Linked DNA regions of Homo sapiens: all the other regions are linked to region 1. A link is a loop called in an ENCODE intact Hi-C map of the cell type or tissue named here. Cell type or tissue: B cell. All regions are shown on one strand.

What was found. A loop is a pair of places that touch in the nucleus more often than their neighbours do. Peaks named below come from ENCODE experiments on the same cell type or tissue, not always from the same donor. Only the 100,000 strongest peaks of a DNase experiment are listed, where the experiment ranks them.
Region 2: a loop joins it to region 1, with 15 times the contacts of the local background. A loop is called at or near these places in 16 of 110 quality-filtered maps.
Region 3: it touches region 1 in a loop (13-fold over the local background); 5 of 110 quality-filtered maps call a loop at or near these places.
Region 4: a loop joins it to region 1, with 9 times the contacts of the local background. A loop is called at or near these places in 11 of 110 quality-filtered maps.
Region 5: it touches region 1 in a loop (11-fold over the local background); 54 of 110 quality-filtered maps call a loop at or near these places.

The regions. Positions count from the first base shown.
Region 1 is chr9:136,789,891-136,793,890 of GRCh38, reverse strand. TMEM141 (transmembrane protein 141) reads right to left here and starts at 2,547. Exons shown (of 5, transcript NM_032928.4): 1 at 2,467-2,547; 2 at 2,114-2,180; 3 at 1,861-1,944; 4 at 1,533-1,640; 5 at 574-1,072. The coding sequence starts at 2,520. The coding sequence ends at 1,059. RefSeq lists a silencer at 2,121-3,160. In B cell, CTCF peaks have their summits at 1,737 and 1,938; DNase peaks (open chromatin) are centred at 390, 800, 2,070 and 2,870; H3K4me3 peaks cover 1,836 bases; H3K27ac peaks cover 2,337 bases.
Region 2 is chr9:136,883,884-136,887,883 of GRCh38, reverse strand. It overlaps TRAF2 (TNF receptor associated factor 2), which reads right to left and starts at 1,368. Exons shown (of 11, transcript NM_021138.4): 1 at 1,343-1,368. MIR4479 (microRNA 4479) reads right to left here and starts at 1,151; the gene lies at 1,081-1,151. It overlaps LOC105376326 (a long non-coding RNA gene), which reads left to right and starts at 1,630. Exons shown (of 3, transcript XR_930448.2): 1 at 1,630-1,786; 2 at 2,534-2,591; 3 at 2,750-3,104. RefSeq lists enhancers at 1-671, 672-1,407 and silencers at 784-1,593, 1,814-1,943. In B cell, no CTCF peak of the experiment used is centred here; a DNase peak (open chromatin) is centred at 1,513; H3K4me3 peaks cover 2,124 bases; H3K27ac peaks cover 2,124 bases.
Region 3 is chr9:136,864,640-136,868,639 of GRCh38, reverse strand. It overlaps EDF1 (endothelial differentiation related factor 1), which reads left to right and starts at 2,332. Exons shown (of 5, transcript NM_003792.4): 1 at 2,332-2,459. The coding sequence starts at 2,382. RefSeq lists silencers at 2,031-2,340, 2,441-2,630. In B cell, no CTCF peak of the experiment used is centred here; DNase peaks (open chromatin) are centred at 2,249 and 3,099; H3K4me3 peaks cover 1,919 bases; H3K27ac peaks cover 1,712 bases.
Region 4 is chr9:136,990,552-136,994,551 of GRCh38, reverse strand. It overlaps PAXX (PAXX non-homologous end joining factor), which reads right to left and starts at 2,130. Exons shown (of 7, transcript NM_183241.3): 1 at 1,990-2,130; 2 at 1,852-1,912; 3 at 1,578-1,627; 4 at 1,309-1,499; 5 at 1,141-1,209; 6 at 888-972; 7 at 576-786. The coding sequence starts at 2,108. The coding sequence ends at 747. RefSeq lists an enhancer at 1,395-1,937 and silencers at 1,895-2,274, 2,285-2,574. In B cell, no CTCF peak of the experiment used is centred here; DNase peaks (open chromatin) are centred at 1,851 and 2,151; H3K4me3 peaks cover 1,943 bases; H3K27ac peaks cover 2,402 bases.
Region 5 is chr9:136,943,297-136,947,296 of GRCh38, reverse strand. FBXW5 (F-box and WD repeat domain containing 5) reads left to right here and starts at 2,559. Exons shown (of 9, transcript NM_018998.4): 1 at 2,559-2,703; 2 at 3,191-3,406; 3 at 3,791-3,948. The coding sequence starts at 3,214. C8G (complement C8 gamma chain) reads right to left here and starts at 2,054. Exons shown (of 7, transcript NM_000606.3): 1 at 1,839-2,054; 2 at 1,527-1,663; 3 at 1,298-1,368; 4 at 1,105-1,212; 5 at 731-832; 6 at 608-646; 7 at 322-529. The coding sequence starts at 1,976. The coding sequence ends at 516. RefSeq lists silencers at 2,516-3,095, 3,476-3,545 and an enhancer at 3,381-4,000. In B cell, CTCF peaks have their summits at 2,229 and 2,429 (motif pointing left); DNase peaks (open chromatin) are centred at 1,181, 1,546 and 2,506; H3K4me3 peaks cover 1,387 bases; H3K27ac peaks cover 828 bases.

The DNA.
Region 1 (4,000 bases):
CACTCTGAAGGCCCAGTAGGTACTCAATAAACTTTCTTTCCAGTGCCTGGCAAGGTGAGGCGTGGCAGCTGAGCTGGGTCGGGGGCAGCAGGGCCCATGCTGTGGGTCTTCGGTGCTGCGGGGAAGCCAGCTGTAACCATGATGGACTTGTGGAGGTTCCGTCTGGTCTCCACCTCTTCCTCCTCTTGGGGCTCGGGGCTGTGTGTAGGCTTGCCCACTCAGAAGCTTTCCCTCCACACAGACACGGCTACAACGGGCTAGCTCTGCCTCTGGGGAGTGACTTTGGCTAATAGATGAGTGGGGAATGATAGGCAGGTGGGCGTGGCCCACAAGTCCCTCCTCTCCCAGCAGCCAGGCTCTGGCCAGCCTGGCCCCTTTTGCTCTGCCCCTACATGCCAAGTGCTACAGAGGCAGACCCCCATACAGAGAGGCTGTGGTGGTGTCACGTGGCCTACGGGGCTGATGCGAACGTCTAATTCTGGGGTTCAGCGCTGGGAACTTCCCTGTACATCCTCAGTATGTAACTTGCATGTGATCCTCATATATCAACTGTAGGGTAATAAAGGTTTCATGTGACCTGTCATCATCTTACCCTTCTGATTTGTTTTTCACCTGGTCAGGTGGAAACTTGGGTGGAGAGAAGGATAAGCCATTTATTAACCCCACGCCCCTAGCACCAGCTGTCACCTTGGACTTGTTGGAGATGCAGGGGCTAGAAAGGAAATGACAGAGTGTACAGGCCCCTTCGACCCCGTGTCCCATAGGTGGTGGCCCCCAGACACACCCTCTCTGCTGGCAGTGCAGAACATGCATCCCAATACCCTAGAGGAGAAACACCACCCCAGGGAGAGCCCTTTCTGCTCCAACCTCCTGGGCAGGTCCCAGGTTGGGGCAGCAGCCATCTGCAGGTGTTTGTCAGGCCTGGCCACACATGCGGACAGAGGATACGACTGGGGTACCCTAGGGTGTGGGGAGGGTCGGCCTGGGGTCAGGGGGCATGAAGGCTGTGTTCCAGACTCCTCCTGCCCCCAATCCTCTGTGCCCCTGCTGGAGCTCTCCTAGCTTCTCTGATCTGTAAAAGGCAAAGAGAGACAAGCTCGAACCACATCCATCGTGGCTGGGCATCCCTGTGCCCATTTTATCATGGCAGAAACTGGGTTCCGTAACAAGGACAACGGGCAGTGGAGGCCAGGCCTGGGTCCAATGCGGGGCTTCTCAGTCCAGCCTCACTCCTCTCGGGTGCCCACGTGGCTGCTGTGGCCTTGCCACACCCTTCACTCTGCACCCTTCCTCTCAATCTCAGGGGCACCCCAGCCCCTCTTGGTTCTTTCTCCTCAAAGGGAGCTCTCCAAGATCTGTCTACTGCGCCCACCCCCAGCTCCAACCCATCTGGCAGTCACATGCTGAGGAGGCCGGGCCAGAGGGAGGGACCTTGTCTAGCCTATCGCATGGTGCACCCAGGCTTGGCTGCCCAAAACTCTGGGTGCTGGAGAGGTGGCATTCACTTCTCGCTAACCCCCAGGCTCTCTCACCTGTGCTCCTGTCTTTGGGGAGCTGCCCGGTCTCCAGGAAGAGCCAGAGGTTGTTGCATTTCTCCGACTCCACTCTCGTCACCCCGTAGCTGACCACAGAGCCTGCAACTGTGGAGCAGGAAATGGAAGAGGGCTGGGGCCTCTGTGCTTCCCAGGCTAAGAGAACCGGGCACAGGCTACTTCCTGACAGACGTGGTGGGTGGGCTCAGGTGGGGCTCCCGCCGAGACCTGGGGCTCCATGTCAGAGTCAGGGACGCAGAACCACAGCCCCAACCCTAGCAGAAACCCACCCCTCAAAGAGCCCAGGCAGGGGCCCTGGAGTACCCACCCACGGCCACTAGGAGGCTCCACTGCAAAGGGTATGGAAACTTCCTCTGAATGAACATCTGCAAGCCAAAGGCCATGCCGGTGCCTGCAAAGAGCCGAGGTCCCCATCAACCTGTACCCGGGGATAGCCAGGGCCCACCTTGCCAGGCCCCCAGCACCTGCGGGCAGGTGACTTGGCGCCCCCTGCTGGGGAGTCAGGGCAGGGCGGGAGGGTGCGTTCTCTCCCAGCCGCAGGACACCTGGACGCAGCCTACCTGTGACGAAGGTGAAAACGCCCTTCATGAAGGCGTGTGACTGGCATGCGGCATACTCCCCGAGTCCCTGGGGTGGCAGAGGCGGGTGAAGGCTCGATCCCCTGCCCTCTTCCTTCACCGCCTCTCCTGTCCCTCCTCTGGGCACACCCTGGCTGTGGAGGAGTGAGACCCTGGGCGCTTGGACACGTCCCACCTCCCCTATGCCCACCCGGACGCCCTGAGCCCCTTAGCAAGAGAGTGCCCCCAGCCTCCGCCACTCTTCCCTGACGAGGGCACCCCCACGCCCCGGCCCCCCGCCTCGCTCAGGTCAGCTTCTGGGGTTTGAGGCCCGCGTCCCAGACCGGCCTTCTCACCGGGTGCTTGGCAGCCACGGCGTCGTCCACCCGGGACAGACCCAAGTTCACCATGGTTGGCAGGGCTCGGGGAGCGGGCCTGCGCAGGCGCAGGCGGAAGGGCGGGACGGGAACCTGGGGGTGTGGCCCAGAGGACAGGCCTGCGCAGTTACGGACGGAGGGGCAGGGCCCGGATCTGGGGGCGAGGCCTAGGGACCGGCCCGCGCTGGAACAGGCGGAGGGGGCGGGGCCTAGGAGACGGCGCCTGAGGGCGGGTCCGCGCGGCAGCAGGCGGAGGGGGCGGGACCTGGGAGACGTGATCTGGGGGCGGGGCCTGAGAGACGGGACTTTGGAGACGCGACCTGGGGGCGGGGCCTGAGAGACAGGACCGGGGAGCGGGCCTGCGCAGGCGGAGGTGTCGGGTTCTAAGAGGCGGGTCCTGCCGGGTGCAGGCGGAGGGGCCAGGGCCTTGGATTGGGGGCGGAGCATGGATCGAGCCTGCTAGAGCGCAGGGGAGAGGGGTGGGGCCTGGGGCCTGGCCACGCCTCTAGGAGCTTGGGCCCTGTGACCTCCGGCGACGACTGGGCGGGGCGAAGGCGGGCACCGGGCGGGGCGTGGCTGAGAGCGTGCGCTCCTCCCCCCGGCCGGGCCTCATTCCCACACTTGCAGAGGCCTGATGATTGTCAGTGTTATTTTGCTTGAGGACTACAATCAGGGATTGAATTTCTCATAAGCCACCACGGAGTGGGGATGTATAAAATCACTGTTTAGCAAAGTGGTTCTGTAACCAGCAGCTTAGTAGCTGAGCCTCAAACTCCTTTTGTTTTGCATGACAAAGAGTCTTTACTTTCAAATAATTATCGATACACCAAGTAATAACATGTACAAGTTCTTGAATTCTATCATCTAGTAATTTTGATTAAGAGAAACTAAAATCAGCCCAAACAATTCCACTAGTATTCACTGGTGTAACCATTAGCAAGAACGGAGGACTTCAAGTCAGGCTGCTGCTTCACACAGGTTACAAATAACTATTTACTACTTTTTCATCGATAAAGTCCCTGATCTTCAAGAAAGTGCTAGGGAAAAAAATTAACCCCTTCCTTTCTTCAAAGAATTATTATGTGGTTTTTTTTTTTAAACTAGATCAAAGAAAGAAAAAGTCAACACTGATATACGTGTTGCTTGAGCCAAAAGGCATGGGAAAAAAGACAACATATAACCATTAAATTCCTAAGAAATATGAGGTAAAAAGATGAAATCTTGGCCAGGTGCGGTGGCTTACGCCTGTAATCCCAGCACCTTGGGAGGCCGAGGCAGGTGGATCACAAGGTCAGGAGTTAAATACTAGCCTGGCCAAGATGGTGAAACCCCGTCTCTACTAAAAATACAAAAATTAGCCGGGCGTGGTGGCAGGTGCCTATAATCCCAGGTACTGGGGAGGCTGAGGCAGGAGAATCACTTGAACCTGGGAGGTGGAGGTTGCAGGGAGCCAAGATCGTGCCACTGCACTCCAGCCTGGGCGACAGAGTGAGACTCTGTTTCAAAAAAAAAA
Region 2 (4,000 bases), 94 kb before region 1:
ATAAATAAATAAAATTACAATTTTATATGTAACCCCATCTTTTTCAGGCTCAAAATAATACCAAATAGAAGCTTGATAACAACCTAAACTCTTAACAACTGTTTATACAAAAGTATCAGAAGCAAGCGTGGTAGAAGAGGAGATCTTGAACCTTACAAGTGTCCACCCATTAATACATTCAGTTCCTCTTATTAAAAACTAGGGCTATTAACAGGGAGAGAGACTGAGTTACAGGGCAGTAATTCCGTCCCTTCAAAATCATGTGGCCACAGAGCAGGGTCCGTTCTCAGTCCTAGTTTCCCTTGACTTGACCCAGACCAGACTCCCTCCTCCTCCGAGCCCCGTCTTCACCGGCTGCCAGACACCCCACCCCCTGTCGGCCCTACACCGAGTGGAGGCTTGGTGCTCTTCTGCACTGACCCTCAGCCCTCGGGGCCTCAAAATGACAACTCCAAAATACCCAGCTCTGGCCCTGACCGTTCCCCTGACCCCAGGCTGCCCATCTGGCCGCCTCCCGAGAGGCCATGGGCGCTGTGACTCCTTCATCTTGGCCTAGGAAGCACCAGCCTTCAGCTGCTCACGCCAGATTCTTGCAGACATTGCAACTCCTCTTTTTCTCGGCTCTACCTTCCACAAACATCCCCTGCTACTGCCAGGACCAGGCCCCGGCCCCGATCCCGGCCCGGTCCACCGCAGCCCATCCCCGCACTGGCTCCTTGCTGCCCCCGACCCTCCCAGCAGCCAGAGGGACTTTTCACCCAGGCTCAGCCTGGGTCTCCCCAGCCACTGGGCAGGAAGGCAGCAGAGTCGGCTCCGCCCCCAGCCTCACTGGTCTTCCCCGACCCCTGGCTGGGGGGCGCTGGCAAACTCAGGGGTCGGAGGCGCCCCTGACCCTCCCGAGCACGCAGCCGGCTGAGGGTGCGGGGCTTCGGGGACACGAGGGGCCCACAGCTGAGCGTGGAGGGGCGACAGGGTGCGGGGGAGCGACGGACCCGGGACGGGGCAGGGCCGGGTGGGCCGCCCACGGGCCTCAGGCGGTACTGGGAGCCGCGACCCCGCGCAAAACCCCGGACCGTGCCCTGGCGCTGCTCCGAGCACGGCCGCGCGCGTTCCCGAACTTTCCCGCGCCAGCCACGCTCGGACTTGGTTTCCGGCCCAGCGGCTCAGAGAAATCCCCTCGGGCTGGCCCCGCCCCCGCCCCGCGGCCTCTCCCGCCCCCGCTCCCGCTCCGGCCCGGAGTCTCCCTGAGAGGTGCCCGCGCCTGCGCCCGACCCCGCGCCCGACCCCGCACCCGACCCCGCGCCCGCGCCCGACCCCGCACCCGACCCCGCGCTCGCCTCACCCAACGGTCGCAGCGCGCCCGGAACTAAGGGCCCGCCCAGCTACCGCCCCCAACGCCGCCGCCGCCGCCGCCGCTCCGCCGCGTGCGCCTGACGGACGGACATGGGAGCCAACCAGCCAGCCCTCAGGAAGCTGTAGCGAGAGCCATTGGCCAGATACGCCCCGCTCCGAGCGCGCCTGACGGACTGACGCCGGAGCCAACCAGCGAGCCCGCAGGAGCCGCAGCGTGCGCCGATTGGTCGGCGCTGAGACGGCGTGGGTACCTAAGTCGCCCTCTGCTTTTTCCTCAAAGAGCGCGCCGGGGCGTTGGTGCGGGGAGCTGGTGAGGTGCTGCGCTGTGGGGTCCGCGCTAATTGGGTCCCTTCCCCAGGTGCGGCGAGACAGCGAGGCCCTTGCTTCCCCTCCCGTGGCCCCGGGGCGGAGACCCCTGCCGCACACCCGAGAGGTGAGCCGGGAGCCCAAGCCGGGCGACACCGGTTCCCACGAGGCGCGCGTCGCGCGCGGGACGCGGGGCCCTGGCGGGGCGGCCGCACCTACCCGACACCTGCGGGTCCCTCCGCCTCCCCCGGTGCCGGGCGCAGAGCGGCGCCTCAATTTGGGTAACATTTATGAGAAACAGGACTAAAAGAATACTGCACACTTAAGTAAGGTATTAAGGCTATGGGGTCTCCTTTTGGGGTGAGGTAATGCTCTGCAACCGGACAGTGGTGACGGCCGCCCGACATGGCCGGTGTGCTAATCTACTGGGTTGTGCACTTTATTTATTTTTTTTTTTGAGACGGAGGCTCACTCTGTCGCCCAGGCTGGAGTTCAGTGGCGCGATCTCGACTCACTGCAACCTCCGCCTCCCGGGTTCAAGCGATTCTCCTGCCTCAGCCTCCCGAGTAGCTGGGACTACAGGCGCCCGCCATCACGCCCGGCTAATGTTTGTATTTTTGATAGAGACGAGGTTTCACCATGTTGGCCAGGCTGGTCTTGAACTCCCGACCTCAAGTGAAAACACAACCTATGGCCTCCAGACACTCAAATGAAAACAGTGGCCTTGGCGGCCAAAACAGGGGCTGCCCTAGGAGTCCTGTGGGCTGCATGGGGGAGGCGGCACTGTCATCTGCCCAGGAGAACGGGAGCTGCAGCAGGTTCTCTCTGGCGGTGCACGGGCTAGCACTGGACACACCACCCCCTCTCCATCCAGCCTTTGGTGAAATGGAGACCTTTCACCCCGCTTTGCAGAGAAGGAAACGTTCACGGAGGTAAGTCTCCTCCAAGCATTCAGACCCTGAGACCACGGGACTCCTCAAGGATGGAATACACTGCAAAACAGGGCAGGCTTTGAAGTTGCATAATTTACACAGGCCACGCTGTCCCCAGGCGCCAATGCCACATTTCATATATGTTACTTGGTTTGCAGTTGGAATTCCCCTCCGCCCCAAACCCACATTCCTGGGACAGCAAGGCCTTGAGATGGAACTCAGGAAGCCATCGGATTCCATCAACGTCATCACCCCTGAGTTTGCTGCAAGCAGCCATGGAAACGTCCCAAGTCCGCACCTGCAGGCTCAGTGAGGTTGCTCAAGCCCAGGAACTAACTGAGCTCTCAAACGTAAGAAGGCGTCTCCTCCTGGCTGCACCTGGGAGGCTCAAAGCTGTCCTGAGTCTGCAGCAGCCAGCTCGGGATGAGAAAGGGTTCACGTGGCAGTTCATGCCTATAATCCCAGCACTTTGGGAGGCTGAGGCAGGAGGACCGCTTGAGCCCATGAGTTCGAAACCAGCATGGGCAGCATGGGGGAACCCCATCTCTACCAAAAAAAGGAAAAAAAATTTAGCTGGGTGTGGTGCTGCACACCTGTAGTCCCAACTGCTTGGAAGGCTGAGGCAGGAAGATGACTGAAGCTCAGGAGGTGGAGGTTGCAGTGAGCTGTGGTTGCACCACTGCACTCCAGGCTGCGCTATAGAGTGAGACCCTGTCTCTTTTTTTTCTTTTTTGAGACGGTGTCTTGCTCTGTCACCCAGGCTGGAGTGCAGTGGTGCGATCTCGGCTCACTGCAACCTCTGCCTCCCGGGTTCAAGAAATTCTCCTGCCTAAGCCTCCGGAGTAGCTGGGACTACCGGCGCACACCGCTACGCCCGGCTAATTTTTTTTGTATTTTAGTAGAGACGGGGTTTCACCGTGTTGCTCAGGCTGGTCTCGAACTCCTGAGCTCAGGCAATTGCCTGCCTCGGCCTCCCAAAGTGCTAGGATTACAGGCATGAGCCACTGCGCCTGGCTGACCCTGTCTCTTTTAAAAAAGAAAAAACAGCCAGGCACGGCGGCTCATGCCTGTAATCCCAGCACTTTGGGAGGCCTAGGCGAGCAGATCACCTGAGGTCAGGAGTTTGAGACCAGACTGGCCAACATGGTGAAACCTCGTCTCTACTAAAAAAATACAAAAGGCCGGGCGCGGTGGCTCACCCCAGCACTTTGGGAGGCCGAGGTGGGCAGATCATGAGGTCAAGAGATCGAGACCATTCTGGCCAACATGTTGAAACCCTGTCTCTACTAAAAGTACAAAAATTAGCTGGGCATGGTGGTACGCGCCTGTACTCACAGCTACTCAGGAGACTGAGTAGGCAGGAGATTCACTTGAACCCGGGAGGCGTAGGTTGCAGTGAGCCGAGATTG
Region 3 (4,000 bases), 75 kb before region 1:
GGAGGCCTGAACTGCAGTGTTAACAAGGCTGCCTCTTTCCAGGCCAACTCCACCTTCATCACAATCTTCCTGGGGGCTGGTGGCACTGGAGTGACGATAAGCATTTTTGGCACACAACAAAGGGGGACTTGAGTGGAGATACATCCAGTCAGAGTTTATGGGATATTTTCTTTTTCTTTCTTTCTTTTTTTTGTTTTTCTGAGACAGCAGAGTCTTGCTCTGTCCCTAGGCTGGAGTGCAATGGTGCGGTGTCGTCGACTCACTGCAACCTCCGCCTCCCGGTTCAAGCAATTCTCCTGCCTCAGCCTCCTGAGTAGCTGGGACTACAGGCACGCACCACCATGCCCAGCTGATTTTTGTATTTTTAATAGAGACAGGGTTTCACCGTGTTGGCCAGGATGATCTCGATCTCTCAACCTCGTGATCCATCCGCCTCGGCCTTCCAAAGTGCTGGGATTACAGAAGTGAGCCACTGCGCCCGGCCACAAGAGATTATTTTCATTCAGTGGAAGCACATCCTTGCTGGCCGGCTGAGGCTGTTGAGTCCTTAGCCGAACGGAGCTTGGTGCTGGAAGTCGGCGGGAAACAGAGAAGCAAGGTTTGTATGGACGGAGCCATCAGTGTGTCCCCAAGGTTCTTCCAATCATCCGGTGTGAAAAACGGTAAGCAGAAGACTCAACTTCCCACTGCCTGGTTAGAATTACAGTTGTCTCCTCCGCGGAGTGCATTTGCTAATGCAGCATTTCCAATTTAATACAGCATTTATGTATGTTTTCTTTTTGGATGGAGACTGCATTTATCAGGTTCCTTGTTTGTGGAGCATCTATTCAAAGCCCGGAAGTCAATACTATGATTAGGGCCTGCGGTGGCTCAAGCCTGTAATCCCAGGCTTTGGGAGGCCGAGGCGGGAGGATCACGCGAGCTCAGGAGTTCCAGACCGACGAGCCAGGGCGGCACGGAGACCCCATCTCTACCCCACAAAATACAAAAATTAGCCAGGCGTGGGGGCCGCGCCTATAGTCCCATCGCTTGAGCGCAGGACGTCGAGGCTGCAGTGAGCTGAGATCTCAATGTTGTGCTCCAGCGTGGGCCACAGAGTGAGACCCTGTCTATAAAAATAAAAATCCTAAAAAAGTTGTTCAATGATAATGTATAATGACCTTTCTCATTATACAAAACGGCTGGAAAATAGGGTATTACAGAATTATTGTCATATAACATATACACTTTATACATTACAGAAAATAAACATCATGCAAAACCATTCATTTTTGCAACCGATGTTTTCACAGTTTTCCATTCTTTTTCTTTTTTTTTGAAACGCAGTTTCATTCTTGTTGCCCAGGCTGGAGTGCAATAGCGCGATCTCGGCTCACCGCAACCTCCGCCTCCCGGGTTCAACTGATTCTTCTGCCTCAGCCTCCCCGAGTAGCTGAGATTACAGGTGCCCGCCACCACGTCCGGCTAATTTTGTATTTTTAGTAGAGACGGGGTTTCTCCATGTTGGTCAGGCTGGTCTCGAACTCCCGACCTCAGGTGATACGCCCGCCTCGGCCTCCCAAAGTTCTGGGACTACAGGCGTGAACCACCGTGCCCGGCTTGCGTTCTTTTTCTTAAAGAGTCCCACCTGCGGATCACGAGATCAGGAGATCGAGACCATCCTGGCCCGTCTCTACTAAAAATAAAATAAAATAAAATAAATAAATTAGCCGGGCGTGGTGGCTGGCGCCTGTAGTCCCAGGTACTCGGGAGGCTGAGGCAGGAGAATGGCATGAACCCGGGAGACGGAGTGAGCCGAGATCGCGCCACGGCACCCAGCCTGGGCGATAGAGCAAGACTCCATCTCAAAAAATAAAAGTTAAAAAAAAAAAAGTGTCCCACCCCACGCTGCGTTTCGGGCCCCACGGCCCTGGTCCTCGAGCGCAGGTCCCAGCCGCGCAGGCGGCAAAACAAAGGGGGGCGGCCGCACGGCTAGAGCGGAGACCCCGCGCCCCCTCCGCCCGCGTGGCCCGGCCGGGGTGCGGGGCCCGGGGAGGCACGGGGGCTGCGCGTCGGGGCGCAGCCGCCGCCCGCGTGTGCTCGGAGGCCGCGGGGCCCGGGCTCCGGGGTCCTCCCGACCTGCAGCCCCAGCGGCTACCGCGCCTCGCCAGGCCAGGCCAGGCCCCGACGTCGCCTTCCCTACGTCGCCGGCGCCCGGCCACGACGTCCCTCAGACGAGCCGAACGCCGAATGGCCCCGAGCACGGGAAGTGCCCGCCCCCCGCGTGCAGCCAGCCAATGGGACGCCGAAAGCGGGGAGGTGCCGAGGGGACGTAGCGTCGCCGCGCCAGGTCTCTAGCAGCTGCCGCTGAGCCGCCGGACGGACGCTCGTCTTCGCCCGCCATGGCCGAGAGCGACTGGGACACGGTGACGGTGCTGCGCAAGAAGGGCCCTACGGCCGCCCAGGCCAAATCCAAGCAGGTGCTTTGCTGACTGAGGAGCGGCCGGGCCGGGCGGGGCGGACGCTGGGCCGGGGCCACGGACCGTGGGGCAGGGGGCTCGGGGAAGGGCAGGCGGGGCCTGGGACAGGGCGCAGGGGACGGGGACAAGGCTGGGGTGCCGGGGGCAGGACGGGGTTCGAAGGGCGGGGCGAATCGCAGGGGTAGGAGGACCGGGCCAGGACAGGGGTGGGAAGGTGGGGGGCGGACCCAGGAGGGGATGGACGGACCCAGGAGGCAGGGGGCGGGCGACTGGAGGAGGAGAGGAGCAGGGAACCGGACGGGGCAAGGGGCAGGCGATAGGGCCGGGACCAGTGCCAGGGTGGGGCGGGGAGGGGATAGGGGCAGGGACTGTTGGTGGGGACAGGTGTGAGGACAGAGGCAGGAGGTGGGGACGGGGACGGGGACAAGGCTGGGGGCCTTGTGTGAGGATAGGGGACAGAGAACCAGGGTGGGCACTGGGAACGGGGGCAGGGATGGAGATGGGGACAGGGCTTGGAAGAACAGGGTAGAGTGGGGTACAGGGCTTAGGACAGGGGTGGGGACTGGGGCAAGCAGCAGGAACCAGCGATGAAGGTGGGGAATTGGGGTTGGGATAGGGCTGGGGGCCATTGGACAGCAGTTGAGGGCCTGGGGCGGGAGACTGGGTGACGGGGCAGAGGTTAGTGACCTGAGTGGGAGCTGGGGACAGGGGGTAGGCTCCTCCCTGAGAGTTTTCTCTCTGCCTGGGACCTGCTTGGTTCTACTGGTCTCCGCTGGTCAGATACTGCCCAGGGAGCCTGCCTGGGTGCATCACAGGCTGTAGAGAGTGCCTGCTTCAGGGGACCCCATGAGCAGGTGGACCCTGTTGCACAGGTGGAAGATGGGCGTGCCCTGAACAGTACTTGTGGAAGGAGATTACCAATGTGGCTGATGGATCCGAGGGTCAGTTGTGAGTCTGATGTAATAGGGAGGACAGTTTAGTCACCGCCTCTGCCTCATTCGTACCCTCAGGTGGCCTAGGGCTGAAGCCTTTGAGGCCAGTTGGGCCAGGATGCGCTGGGGCTCTGGTGACAGGGATTCATTGGTCTGCCCTACCCTTACTGGTTGCACAGTCAAAACCAAATTCACTCTCCTTTTCTTTTAAAGGAAACTTAATGGCCACAAGCTAGGAGTCATGGGAATAATTGCGTGGCAGCATCTGTGAGCAGATCACACTTAGGATGCTCCACAAGTCACTCCTCTGAAGTGGTAGAAATGTTGGCCGGGCGCGGTGGCTCACGCCTGTAATCCCAGCACTCTGGGAGGCCAAGGCAGGTGGATCATGAGGTCAGGAGTTCAAGACCAGCCTGGCCAAGATGGTGAAACCCCGTCTCTACTAAAAATACAAAAAATTAGCCAGGCACGGTGGCAGGAGCCTGTAATCCCAGCTACTCGGGAGGCTGAGGCAGGAGAATTGCTTGAACTCGGAGGGCGAAGGTTGCAGTGAGCCGAGATCGTGTCACTGCATTCCAGCCTGGGCAACAGAGTGAGACTCTGTCTCAA
Region 4 (4,000 bases), 200 kb before region 1:
ATAGCCCAGAACCACAGGGGCAGGAGCGCCGGGGGTCGGGCCGGTCCCATCCTCCACGCTAAGAAGGCGCAGACTCCAGGCCTCCTGCAACCGGTGGCCTCAGGGATCTCCAGGACCGGACTGGGCTCCCAAACCAGTCAGGCCGGGGTGGGGCGGGGTGCCCCAGGTGGATGGGGGCTGGCACATTCCTCAATCCTGTCCCGGGGCAGGCGCTCCCCTCCCCGCAGGGCACTTCCAGTGTCTCAGGGTCTACACGGGACTTCTGTCTGCATCCTCCCACGGGGCTCCGTGCCCTACCTGGGTGCGGCCTGGGAGGGTGGGAACAAAGTTCTAAGCCTTGGGGAGCCCTGGCCCTGCCTGGCTGGGCCCCTCTCAGCTCCTGGGCTGGCAGGGCTGGAATAGCTGGACGGTCTGAGAGTGCTCACCTCCCTCCGGCCCAGCAAGGAAGTCTCCAGGGAGCTGAGAGGCTGCAGCATCTGTTCACATCCTGTGGCCCTACACCCAGAACACAGGCCCAGGGGTGTTCCCTGATCCCTTCCCAGGCCAGTGCCAGGAGTCAGAGCCCCACCAGAGCCTCCAACCAAGGGAGCTGTTTATTTGACAGGGAAGGAATTTGAGGAGCCGTGTTAGTCCTGGCCCAGGACAGGCAGGTGGAGGTGGTGGCGGGGGGTCTCTGATGGGGGCCTCAAAGACTGCCTCTCCCCTCATAGGCGGACTCCCCGCGGGGCCACGCTTGTGCTGCACCTTCAGGTCTCATCGAAGTCCACGCCACCAGCTGGTTTCTTACTGGGAGGGAAGAGGGGTGTCACTATGGCACTATGGTGTGGAGAAAGGGGTGGGGTCCAGGATTGGACCCTGGGCGCAGGAAGGGGGCTGTGGGAGGGTACCTCTTGAACCCGGGGTTGATGAGCGACTCTCCTGGACACCGCCTCCTGACTCCAGGTCCAGGGCCACCTCTCTGGGGATCTGGGTCTGGGGGAAAACAGGACAGGGGCAGCTCCTGAACCTGGCAGCATCCCAACCACAACCTTCTCCGAATAGATAGGCATTCTCTCTGGAGCGTGAGTCTTGTTTGGGGGGAAACTGAGTTCCAGGTTAAAGAGCACAGCCCTACTTGAGTCACAGGCGGACATGCCTTACCTGGTAAGAAGAGCTGAGGCCCTGCAGGCCGGGGGCTCTTCCTCGGGCTGACAGCTGTCTCTTCTGCAGCTGGGGAGGAAAGCCCATGGGAACCCCACTCAGTGCCAGGAGTGGGGGCAAGAGCAGGGGACCCCAGTGAAGGTATGAGGTGCCCACCCCCAATCCTACCTGCCAGTCGCCGCTCCAGGCTCCACACGCGTTTTGCCAGGCCCAGTGTCAGCGCCCGCAGCCTGGGGGCTGCCTCTGGGCCTGGTACCTTGGAGAGGTCAAAGGCCAGTGCCGAGGGCCCCCCTGAAAGCGTCAGGGATGCTCTGTCCTCCTGCAGAGTCAGAGCCACAGCTTGCTGCTCACAGGCTGCCCTGGGAGAGGAGAGGTGCGGAGAGCTGTGGCAGACCCTCCTCCTCCCCACCCGTCCTTCCTCCCTGCTTGGGTCTCACCTGAACCGGGGGGTGATGTCCTCAGCCGCACTCAGGCCAAAACGGGCTTTCTAGAGAGCACAGGGGCTTGTCACGAGCTGCCTGGAACCCGAGGCCCACTGGGGGCACCCGAAACCTGCCCGACCCCAGAGCCCTAGCCAATGGGAGGACTACAGCTACAGGGCGGGCAGAGGGTGTCAGAGCCTTCTGGGGAATCCCAGATGTCTGTCGCCCCATAGACGATCTGCACTGCAAGGAGGGGTGTGGCGGCTCCCAGACCCGCCCAGTTACCCACGAGGGCCGCCAGGCTGTCCGGCGTGAAGCAGGTGCTCCAAAGCTCCGCGGCGTCGGTCACGCTGGGGGAGAAGGCCTGTCAGGCGGGGCCGCCCGCGGAGCTCCCTGCACCCCTACCTCCCCGCGGACCCCCACTCACTAGAGGTTGAAGCCGCCGCGGTCCCCCTCCCCGCTTTCCTCCCCTTCGCAGTAGCACACGAAGCGGGGCGGCTCGGGGCCCGGCGGCAGCGTGCAGAGCGGCGGCGACAGCGGATCCATGGCGCCGGGCGAGCGGGAACCCGGCGGGGCGGGGCTTGGGCGCCGGGAGGGGCGGGGCTGTGCGGGCTCAGGGCTCCTGCGCGGAAGAACGACTTCCGGAGCCGGGTGCAGGCCAGTCGCGGGCTTAGGGAGCTTGCGCGGGGCGGAGTCTGGTTGGGGGCGGGGTCTGTGTGTGGAGGCGGGGTTAGGGGCGGGGTTATGAGGGTGGGGGGATTCGGGGCGGGGCTAAAGGCACAGGCCGGGCCGCGCGGACCCGGTACCCGCGCGGGCTTCAGGCGACTAGAGGCCGAGTTTAGTGCGCGGGGCGGGCCGGAGCAGGGCGTCCTGGGTCAGGGATCCAGAGGCCCTGCCCCCAGCGCTGGCCTCGCCGGTCGTGGGCTCCACGGCGCGATCCCGGGCTCTGGCCCTCGCGCCCGCGAGCAGCCCCACTCGAACCTCGCCCCCTCCCGCCCCCGCCCCGGCTCCAAGTCCAGCCGAGTCCAGGTTCCCTCCGTGGCTCTGCGGATACATCCTGGAGCCCCGCCCTTCCATCGTCTTCACACACAAACCGGAAGCTTCCTAACTCTAATCGTAAGAAGTTACGGTTGGTCCGGCAAGGTGACTCACGCCTGTAATCCCAGCACTTTGGGAGGCCGAGGCGGGCAGATTGCCTGAGGTCAGGAGTTCGAGACCAGTCTGGCCAACATGGTGAAACCCCGTCTCTACTAAAAATACAAAAAAATTAGCCAGGTGTGGTGGCGCACGCCTGTGAGGCAGGGGAATTGCTTGAACCAGGGAGGTGGAGGTTGCAGTGAGCCGAGATCGCGCCACTGCATTCCAGCCTGGGCAACAGAGCGAGACTCTGTCTCAAACAAACAAAAAAAGAAGTCACAGTACAGAGCGATCTCCAGGGAAGAAGGCTTCTGCGCTCTCTGTCCCGCGCATGGTATTCCTCCAGCTCCTCCTACGTGCCTGTTGTCCTAGGCCTGGATATCGATCAACAGACAAGGTCTCTGACTCCCTGGAGCTTCTAGGATCCAATAGGAGAGACACCACACTCTCAGGCAGGGCCAAGCGCCAGGAGAAACTGCAGCGGGTGCTATGAGGGCAGGAGGAAGAGGATGGCTCCCACCAGGGACAGGGAGATCCCAGGCGGAGGCCTGGCCACATAAATAATGGTTCTGTTCAAGGCTCGGCAAGAAGGCCAGGTTGGCAGCATGGTGCTGTGGGGAGGGCCAGTGGGTCTGTAAGCTACGCTTCCATATCGGAGTGCTCCCACAGCAAGCCTGCCTCACCTCCTCCTGCTTCCCAGTTCACTCCCAGTCCTGGCTCCTGCCCCCTGGGCCTCTGCACATGCTGCTGTTTCTGCCTGGCACATCCTTTCCCCAGACTCACATGCTTCCTTCAGGTCTTTACTCAAAAGTCACTTTAGTGAGACCTTCCCTGGTGTTGTTCTGACATTGCAGCATGCTGCCCAGCTCTCACATCCCTCTCTCCTGTCATTTCCCTATTTTTCACACTTCTCACTGTAGAAAGTACACTTTGGCTTGCTTTATTCTGGCAGCTAGCTCCCTGTTATACCCTCCTGGGTTTAGACTTTTCTGCACTCCCCTCCCCTTGGGCTGGACTTTATTAATGACTTGCTTCTGGCAACTAGAATAGGACAAAATTGCTCTTGAATTGCTGGGTGTGACATGAGGCAGCCCTAAGGGGATGACCATGGCCAGCAAGGGAACCGGGAAGCTGACGCCCCAGCTGAGCCTTCCCATGAGACCACATCATCGGCCGGCAGCTTGACCACAGCCTCCTGAAACTTTGTGTCAAAGGCCCAGAGTCCTGCCTGGCTGACACTGGGAGATAATGCATGCCTGCTGGTTAAGCAGCTGCATTTGGGGTAACCTGTCACTCTGCAG
Region 5 (4,000 bases), 150 kb before region 1:
AAGAGGCCAAAATGGGCAGTGACGGGAGACAGCTGGCCTCCCACGGGGGCGGAAGAGCAGCCCGGGGGCTGCAGGACAATGGCCCAGGCAAGAGCAGCCTTGGAGTGAGGCTGGACGCCCCCAGGTCCCAGCAGGGCACAAGATGGGCATATGCCAGAGAGGATCTCCCCTCCCAAATCCCAAGAGCCGCTGAAATCGGCCCAGTGCCCACTGCGTGGACTCCAGCCAACAGGGAGCGCCGGGCTTTTAAAGAGGCGGGGTGGGGGCAGAGAGGGCCTTGGTGGTACTGGCGCCGGTCCAGAGTGGACAGAAGAGTCAGAGAGGGGTCTGAGACATTTAATAAGTAGGTACCACTCCACCCACTGTCCTCTGGGGCAGCCGGCAGAAGATCCCCTGCCCTGGGTGGCAGGGCCCTGATCTGAGGCTGGTTTCACGGAGGACAGGCAGCGGGCACCCCACTGGTGGGGTCGTCTCTCGGGGCACTGACTTCTCAGCACTGGAGCTGTGTGCCGGCCTCACCTCCTCACTTCTGCAGCAGAGACGAGACTCAGCCGGTGGCAGTGGCCCCCCTCACCACGCCGCCATGCTTGCCCCGCTGTGCACTCACCGTCCAGGACGTGGAACTGGTCTGCAGCCTCGCAGAAGCCTGGGGGCCCAAGGCAGGGGTCAGGCTGGACATCAGCCCAGAGAGTGGGGGTGGCTGAGCTGGGGACCTGCTGGGGACACTCACCGTACTTGGGGAAGTAGAAGATCTGGTCCTCAGTCAGGTGGGCCTCCTGGACCCGCTGCTCAAACCCACTCAGGACCGAGTCGCTCACAGGGAGCGAGCGGGCTGCAGGGCAGACAGGGTTCCTGGGGTCCTGGCACCAGGCGGCGTGGAGGGCTCTGGAAACGGGGTCTGTGTGTCCCCTGCCCCCTCGGGGCCCTCTCCCTGCTCCCACACCAGGCCTGTCTGTCACTACTCCCTGGGCCCCTGCTTAGCAGGAGGATCAGGATGGGAGAAAGGAAGTGTGTCCCCATGGGCTCACCCAGCCCCTCGGGGTGGCCCAGTGAGTGTGCAGAGCTTGAGCGCCTGCCTGGTCACAGAGGCTGGCCCCCACATACCGTAGAGCTTCACTGACAGCTGCCCCGCCCGCTCCAGGTACAGGACAGCGAAACTCTGGTAGTCGGTCTCAGCGACAACCACGTGCACAGCCCCTCGGGCGTCTCGGGCTGGGGCAGAGCCACAGTAGCCATGTCAGAGAGCCACAGTGGCTGCGTCATCCCCCACCCACATGCCCTGCAGCCCCTGCCTCACCTTGAAGCAGGAAGCGGCCGAGGACCCCTGTGTCTCCATAGAGCTGGCGCACCTGCCAGCAGATCCCATCCCTGGGGGGGCGGGGAGGAGGCACCACAGGCTGGGAGACCCCAACCAGGAATCCTAGTCCAGGCCACAGCCGGGGTGGGGTCAGGGGCCAGAGCAGGGCTGAAGTCCGGGGGCTGAGAGGAGGGTTGGGGTTAGGGTGCAGGGCTGCTCTGGGACTCACAGCTTTCGGAAGGTACTGACAGCCATGGCTGTGCCCTGGGGAGCCACATGCAGTGTGGTGGCCTCGGCCCGGTGGCCCTGCTCCTGCAGGAAACGGCAAGCGGAGCCCACAGCCACAAGGAGCCAGGTCCCTGCAAACTGGGGGCAGACCATGGGAGAACTCGAGGGCACTGTGGGAGGGCCCCTCACCTGCTTCCCTCTACACCCCCCACAACTTCACCTGCTTCCCTCTCCCCCGCAACAACTTCTACCTGTCTCCCTCTACCCCTCCCACAACTTCTACCTGCCTCCCTCTACCCCCCCCAACTTCTACCTGCTGAGCATCAAAATTGGCCTTGGGCTGGATGGTGCTGATGGGGGATGCGGGCCGGCGTGGCCTCTGAGGCTTCTGGCCCAGCGAGCCAGCTGCCAGGAGCAGAGTCAAGAGGGTCGCAGTCCCAGGGGGCAGCATGGTGGCGGCAGCAGGGTGGCAGGACTGTGGGAGGCCAAGGGTAGCACCACCAAGTCCCAGGACAGAGTCTACTCTGCTGTCACAGAGCCCAGCCCAGGAAGTCCATGTCCATCCGTTGCCTCCCCACCCCCCACCTCCAGCCTCCTCGTGAGCCTAGCTTCGATCTGCACTTCCTGGCAGGGCCCTGGCACCATGTCCTATGTACAAAGTCCGAGTTGACCTCTGGCTGTTTATCCATTTCTCCTGCACCCCTGATTTCCACCGACAGTCCTTAGCCCTTTACACGTTATCTTCCTTAAACCATCACCCAGTGGTCTTATCTCCATGGCCAACGTCACGGGGTTCATGAAGCCACTTGCTCAGGGCCCGGCAACAGGGAGCGCCGGAGGCGGGTCCCGAACCAGCGTTCGTTGAGCCTCGCCTGCAACCCCGCCCACGACCGCCGCCCGCTGGCCACAAGGGGCGCTGTTCCCAATGCGCCCGAGTGCGCGCAGGCGCACAAAGAAAAGCCGGCCAGGCCGCCGGAGCCCAAGGCGCAGGCGCACGAGGGGCGGATGCGGGCTACCCGCGCGCTCTGCCTTCCTCGGCCATCGATGCCTCGGGGCTCGTGGCGTCGGGCCTGGCGGGCTCCCCGTTGGGCGGGGGCGGCGGTCCGAGCGGCTGCGGCAGCGGAAGCGGGTCCGGGTCGCGCAGGGCGGGGGCGGCGCAGCGGGCGGAGGCGGCCGTGGTGAGTGCGCCTGCGGCCCTCGGGGGTCCCGCCTTGTCGTCCCCGCCCGCCTTGGGCGAGTGCAGGAGCCCCGAGGCCGCCCGTGCGCTCGTCCCCGCCGTCCGCCCCGAGCCCGCCGGGCAGAGCTGCTCCAGGGCCGCAGGGCGGAGGCCACTGCCTGGCCGCCCCGAGCTTCCTCTCGGCGGAAGCCCGTCCCCGGACGGCGCCTGGTGTCCCCGTGCCTCGCGTGCGGCGGTCCGGGCCCTGGCGGGCTGAGGGGCGCCCGCTGCCGGCCGCAGGAGGCCGGGGGATGACGCGGCGGAGAGGGGCCGGCCCGGCCCGCCCGGAGCTGCCGGGTCCTTGGTTGGGCGGCGGTACCCGGGCGTCCCCTGCAGACACGCAGCCCCGTGGAACTCCCGGCGGGACGGTTGGGGCTGGAGGAACAGGACGCCCGCTCTCGGCCTCCCTTCCCGGGCCTGGGCTGAGGGCAGCCGTTGGTGGGTTTCAGGGCCGCCTGGGCAGAATGTCACGATGGACGAGGGCGGCACGCCCCTGCTCCCCGACAGCCTGGTCTACCAGATCTTCCTGAGCCTGGGCCCGGCCGACGTGCTGGCCGCCGGGCTGGTGTGCCGCCAATGGCAGGCCGTGTCGCGGGACGAGTTCCTGTGGAGGGAGCAGTTCTACCGCTACTACCAGGTGGCCCGCGACGTGCCCCGACACCCAGGTCAGTGGCGTGTGGGGCCCCTACCCACGTTCTGCAGCCAGGGCCCCGGGCCCCTGCGCTTGGGGGTCAGCCTGGCTGGGGGCCCGCCCCGCGGCCCCGCGTGTCCATGCTCACCCCCCCACACCCTGATAGAGGCCTGTCAGGACACAGCGCAGGCGCCCCTCAGAGCTTGGAGGCCAGAGGGTTCATTGGGTCACTTGGGGGGTGGGGGGTACAGGGGTCTCTGTGAGCTACAGGGTTGAATCCCCCAGCCGAGGCCTATGCCATGACTAGTGGGTTCCAGGGGCACCACGGGGCCTGCCAGGACTGCTGGGGCCACACTCGGCTCATGGCCGTGACTGCGAGGAAGGCCCGGGCCCAGGACTGACAACTGCCCACCCGCAGCGGCCATGTCCTGGTACGAGGAGTTCCAGCGGCTGTATGACACGGTGCCCTGCGTGGAGGTGCAGACGCTGCGGGAACACACAGACCAGGTCCTGCACCTCAGCTTCTCCCATTCCGGGTACCAGTTCGCGTCCTGCTCCAAGGACTGCACTGTGAAGGTGAGGACGGCCAGGTGTCCTGCACACCCCACCCAGCTCTGCCGCAGCACGG